Regions from separate parts of the Homo sapiens genome. Here region 2 is linked to region 1. A link is an interaction called in ENCODE POLR2A ChIA-PET data of the cell type or tissue named here. Cell type or tissue: A673. All regions are shown on one strand. Each heading gives the region's core, and the rest is flanking DNA. Links, peaks and the distances in the headings are about the cores only.

Region 1 (2,928 bases), core at 174-2,673:
TGTGGTTTCACTGAGAACTGAGAGAGCAGTTGTGGGATTTTCATTTAAGAGGCAGGGAATGATAAGGCATTAGAGTGAACAAGTGCTGTCGCAAACCTCTTCCCTGCATCTCTCTATCTGCTGCCCTGGTAGAACCCTGTATCCCCTTGATCCCAGAATGCTTCCCTCCCTCCCTCCCACCCAGGTGACATTTAAGACCTCTCTTGTTAGCCCAGTGCTGTGGCTTATGCCTGTAATCCCAGCACTTTGGGAGGCCGAGGCAGGTAGATCACCTCAGGTCAAGAGTTCGAGACCAGCCTGACCAACATGGCGAAACCCTGTCTCTATTAAAAATACAAAAAATTGGCTGGGTGTGGTGGTTCACACCTGTAATCCCAGAACTTTGGGAGGCTGAGACGGGTGGATTACCTGAGGTCAGGAGTTCAAGACCAGCCTGACTTACAAGGTGAAACCCCATCTCTACTTAAAAAAAAAAATAGCAAGAATTAACTGGGTATGGCAGTGGACGCCTGTAATCCCAGCTGCTCAGGAGGCTGAGGCAGGAGAATTGCTTTAACCCAGGAGGCAGAGGTTGCAGTGAGCCAAGATCGTGCCACTGCACTCCAGTGGGGGCAACAAAAGCAAAGCTCCATCTCAAAAAAAAAAAAAAAAAAAAAAGATCCAGGTGTGGTGGCAGGCGCCTGTAATCTCAGCTACTTGGGATGCTGAGGCAGGAGAATTGCTTGAACCCTGCAGAAGTTGCAGTAAGCTAATCACACCACTGCACTCCAGCCTGGGCAACAGAGTGAGGCTCTGTCTCAAACAAAAACAAAAACAAAACCAAACACAAACAAACAAAAAAACCTCTCTTGTTCAGGGCATTGTTACAATTTATTGGATTCATTCTGATAAGGGAGAAAGACCTAAGCATGGAGATACAGAGTAGAATATTACAGTGTGGGAGAGTCACACAGACAGGTTGGGAGAACTCTCAGGACTCAGATCTCCTGGTGCAGGGTAGGAGTTGCAGTGACAGGTTGATTTCTCCCATCTCTTCCGACATGGGTTTCCCCATGTGCCACTCCCTGTAGATTAGTAGTGGGGTCACGAATATACTCAAACCACACTAGCATGCTGGGACAATGTGTGTCTTTGTGTTCTGTAATTGATCTGAGTCTCCTTTATGAGCCCCCTCTCTCCTGAATACTTCAAGTTGCCAGTTAGCAAGATATCAGTCACCTCTGCTTTAACCAGTCTCACTTCAGCCTCTGGTTCATCCATCTGGCCTCTTCCCAGGGCTGCCTCTGTGCTACTGATCCTGCACCATGGGGAATTGGCTTGGTTCCAAAGGCTGAGGATGTCCTAGGGACCTGGAGTCTCAAATAGCATGCTGGCACTTGTCCCAGCATTCCTGAGTTCCCCGATGACTGTAAGTTTTAAGTTATCATCCCCTCTTGGGATATGACTCCATGACAGGAAGGGGGCAGAGAAGGAGAGTTGTCTGCATATCTAGATGCACTTGCACTCTCTACCTTTGCTTCTTTTCTTCCTGCTATGCCTCACTGCTGGAAATATTGGGCTTTTATTTTACTCATTCGTCCTATTTGATAGGGACTTTTCCTATATCCTGCATTCTCCTTGTAGACCCCAGCATCATAACCTCATTCCCAGTGATATTTTTTGGATATTTGTCCCCTTTATATCTCACGTTGAATTATAATCCTCAGTGCTGGAGGTGAGGCCTTGTGGGAGATGTTTGGATCATGGGAGCAGGTCCCTCATGGCTTGGTGGTGTCTTTGTGATCCAGAACTCTGGATCTTGAAGATAGTGAGTTCTGACAATCTGGTCATTTGAAAGTGTGTGGCATCTCCCCCTGCACTCTCTCTCTCACTTGTTCCTCCTTTTGCCATGTAAAGTACCTGCTATTGCTTCACCTTCCATTTTGATTGCAAGCTCCCTGAGGCTTTGCCAGAAGCTGAACTAATGCCAGCACTGTTTCCTTTCAAGCCTGCAGAACTGTGAGCCAATTAAATCTCTTTTCTTTATAAATTACCCAGTCTCAGGTATTTCTTTATAACAATGTAAGAACAGCCTAATACATCCGAACATCATTAAGATTTAAAGAGAGAAACCAATTCACCAGTAGAAGATTATAATTCAGCAGGTATTTCAAGGACATTAAACTCATTGTCCATTATGATTTTCGTAGGGGTGAAACTTGAATGGAATTATAAAATATAGGGGCTTTGTCTTTCCCATACAAGCCTTCTTCAGGATACAGTTGGCCCCCTGTATCTTCAGGTTCTGAACCAAAATTGGTGAATAATAAGAGCCAACTAAAGAACTTGAGCATCTGCAGATTTCAGTGTCTTCATGGGTCCTGGAACCAATTCTCCATGAATACCAAAGGACCGTGGTATTCATTTTCCAAGACAGAATGGAGATGTCTATTGCCCTAGATTTCATATTGTTCAGCCAGATATCTTGACATCATTAGAATGTCTTAAAATTCTTTAAGCCAGATGGACATTTACTTTCGTTTAAGTCATCACAGTATACTTGAAAAAGTGTGCATGAAATGGTAACATGAACTATAAAGGGTTATCAGTTCGATTGTCATCAGCGCGCATTTATATTTATAAAATTCTCTTGCAGTGGTTCATTATAGCCCTGAAAAGCAAGGAAGTTCCTCATTACTAGTTTATAGAGTTATATGCACAGAGGCATGAGGTTATGAAATTAGTTATCTAAGCTTCTACAAAGGGGAGAAATCTCCTTCTACTTAACACTAGTCAAACATTCTCTGGAGAATATGATATGATTCTGGATACAAGATATCATAAATTACTGCACATTCTTGGAGGGCAACTGGGATTCAATCACTCAACATATATTTCTTCAAAAACCATTTATTGCACTCTAAGCGCTTGCCCATTTTTTAGGTGCTG
Region 2 (2,928 bases), core at 276-2,775, 420 kb after region 1:
GTCATTTACATTAGGTATATCTCCTAATGCTATCCCTCCCCACTCCCCCCACCCCACAACAGGCCCCGGTGTGTGATGTTCCCTACCTTGTGTCCAAGTGTTCTCATTGTTCAGTTCCCACCTATGAGTGAGAACATGCGGTGTTTGGTTTTCTGTCCTTGGGATAGTTTGCTCAGAATGATGGTTTCCAGCTTCATCCATGTCCCTACAAAGGACATGGACTCATCCTTTTTTATGGCTGCATAGTATTCCATGGTGTATATGTTCCACATTTTCTTAATCCAGTCTATCATTGATGGACATTTGGGTTGGTTCCAAGTCTGCTATTGTGAATAGTGCCACAATAAACATATGTGTGTATGTGTCTTTATAGCAGCATGATTTATAATCCTTTGGGTATATACTCAGTAATGGGATCACTGGGTCAAATGGTATTTCTAGTTCTAGATCCTTGAGGAACTGCCACACTGTCTTCCACAATGGTTGAATTAGTTTACAGTCCCACCAACAGTGTAAAAGTGTTCCTATTTCTCCATATCCTCTCCAGCACCTGTTGTTTCCTGACTTTTTAATGATGGCCATTCTAACTGGTGTGAGATGGTATCTCATTGTGGTTTTGATTTGCATTTCTCTGATGGCTGGTGACGATGAGCATCTTTTCATGTGTCTTTTGGCTGCATAAATGTCTTCTTTTGAGAAGTGTCTGTTCATATCCTTCACCCACTTTTTGATGGGGTTGTTTGATTTTTTCTTGTAAATTTGTTTAAGTTCTTTGTAGATTCTGGATATTAGCCCTTTGTCAGATGAGCAGATTGTAAAAATTTTCTCCCATTCTGTAGGTTGCCTGTTCACTCTGACGGTAGTTTCTTTTGCTGTGCAGAAGCTCTTTAGTTTAATTAGATCCCGTTTGTCAATTTTGGTTTTTGTTGCCATTGCTTTTCGTGTTTTAGTCATGAAGTACTTTAAATAGCCTAATTTCAATATTGTCGCATCTCAGGGAACAGGGAGGCCTGAAGAGACTGACGGAATGAGGGATTTGCCCATGAGTGTAGCAGTCAGAACACACACAGTATTTATCAATTAAGTTTTCCATATTCAACGGGTGTTCGTGGCACCTGAAAGCACTTAACAATAATATCAAAGATCACTAATCACAGATCACCATAACAGGTGTAGCAATAATGAAGAAGTTTGAAATATTGCAAGAATTACCAAAATATGAACACAGAAACATGAAGTGAGTGTATGCTGTTTGAAAAGTGGCACCAATAGACTTGTTAGAAGCAGGATTGCCACAAACCTTCAATTTGTAAAAAAAGCAATATTGCAATAAAATGAGGTATGTCTGTATTGGAAATTGATTTCAAAATCCAAGGAGGTAGAGTACTCCAGGTAGAGTGAGCAGCAAGATCAAAAGCAAAGGATGGTGTATTTAAGGAATATGCTGTGTTTAAGAAATCTCAGGTAGTTCAATTTGGCTGACTTTGAAACAAATGGTTACGTTTCATAAAAAATGAAGCAAGATATCTAAGTAGGAATCTGGTTTATGCAGGTAAGGGACAAAACAATGGTTTCTAATCAGCTAAGCATTTGGATTTGAATTTTCGATCATTTTCTCTAGTAAATTCGTGCTTCTCATGTAGACATTGCCTTCTGGGATGCCTCTCCTGTGCCCTATTGCTCCTCTGACTTCCTTTGGCACCCCTCTTCTGAGATTCCTCAGTATCCTTTGCATTTTTCTGCTATGACATGTATTTGTTTATATATTTTATATATTTTTAAATTATATATTTTAATATATATTGTGCCTTTCTACATTCTAGAGACAGAATAAGGACACATAGATGGTAAAGGTAAGGGGTTCTAGATCCTTTTATAATTTATAAAGTACATTTTATATCAAAAATAATTTTTCATTATATTTGTTTCTGTATTTACAGTTTAGTACAGATTTTCACATACATTATCTCATTTATCCCCCACAACAATCTTGAATTTGGAGAATCTTATACTGATAATAATGAGGCATGGATAATTTAAATTACTTTACCAGGGTCAAGTTAATCAATAGCAAAGGCAGGGATTAAGCTCAGGTCTTTTGATTCCAAGTTCCTCTCTACTACATCAAGACTATACCATATTGATTTCCTATCCTTTCAATTTACATTAGAGATTCTAGTTGATTTTATGTCTTCAACCCTCTCGTGGTAGATTGTTTGAAAAAATTGTTCCCTCCTGGTTTCCATGCCACTTCGGAAGGACTCCCATCAAGTGGGGGCATTTATCTACCCAACCTTTGGGTGTGCGCTGATTTTGTGACTTGTTTTAATCAGTAGAACATGGTAGAGGTGATGATGTACCAGAGTTAAACCAAGGCTTGAAGGGGCCTGGTGCTTTTCTGCTTACTCTCTTGAAATCCTACCAAGACGACAAGCCAGCATAGGTTCCTGAAGGATGACAGACCACATGACACACAGACAAGCCATCCAGCTGAGGCTGACCTAGATTAGCCAGTCCCTAGCCCACCTGGAACTTGACCACAGATGGCATAAGACCAAGTGAGGCCAGAAGAACCATGCAGCATAGCCCAGTTAAGCAAATTGCTAACATCCTGAATCAAGAACTAAATTAATAATTGTTTCAATCCCAAATTTGAGGTATTTTGTTATATAGGAAAAGCTAACTGATGCCACTTTTACTAAGTACCACAATAAGAACTATTACATGCTGTGTACTTGCATATGCTGAGTACTATGTTTAGAATTTCACATGACTTATCTCTAATCCTTAGAACATCATAGCATAGAAGTTATTAGCCCCACTTTACAGACAGGAAAAAAAAAACTTCAAGAAGTTAAATAACTACTCACAGTTGCATGGCTAATAAGAGTAGATACAAAGCTTGATCTGTTTGACTATAATATTTAT

What was found. ChIA-PET counts read pairs that join two places held together with the same protein. Peaks named below come from ENCODE experiments on the same cell type or tissue, not always from the same donor. Only the 100,000 strongest peaks of a DNase experiment are listed, where the experiment ranks them.
Region 2: POLR2A ChIA-PET joins it to region 1 with 7 read pairs; 2 of 35 experiments call an interaction of 5 or more read pairs at or near these places.

What each region holds. Positions count from the first base shown.
Region 1 is chr1:96,972,465-96,975,392 of GRCh38, forward strand. No RefSeq gene overlaps it. Among named protein-coding and RNA genes, the nearest start is that of DPYD-AS1, 120 kb to the right of the region's middle. In A673, for the core only: no CTCF peak of the experiment used is centred there; a DNase peak (open chromatin) is centred at 1,337.
Region 2 is chr1:97,393,401-97,396,328 of GRCh38, forward strand. The region is part of intron 14 of DPYD (dihydropyrimidine dehydrogenase); the gene reads right to left. Among named protein-coding and RNA genes, the nearest start is that of DPYD-AS1, 300 kb to the left of the region's middle. In A673, for the core only: no CTCF peak of the experiment used is centred there; no DNase peak of the experiment used is centred there.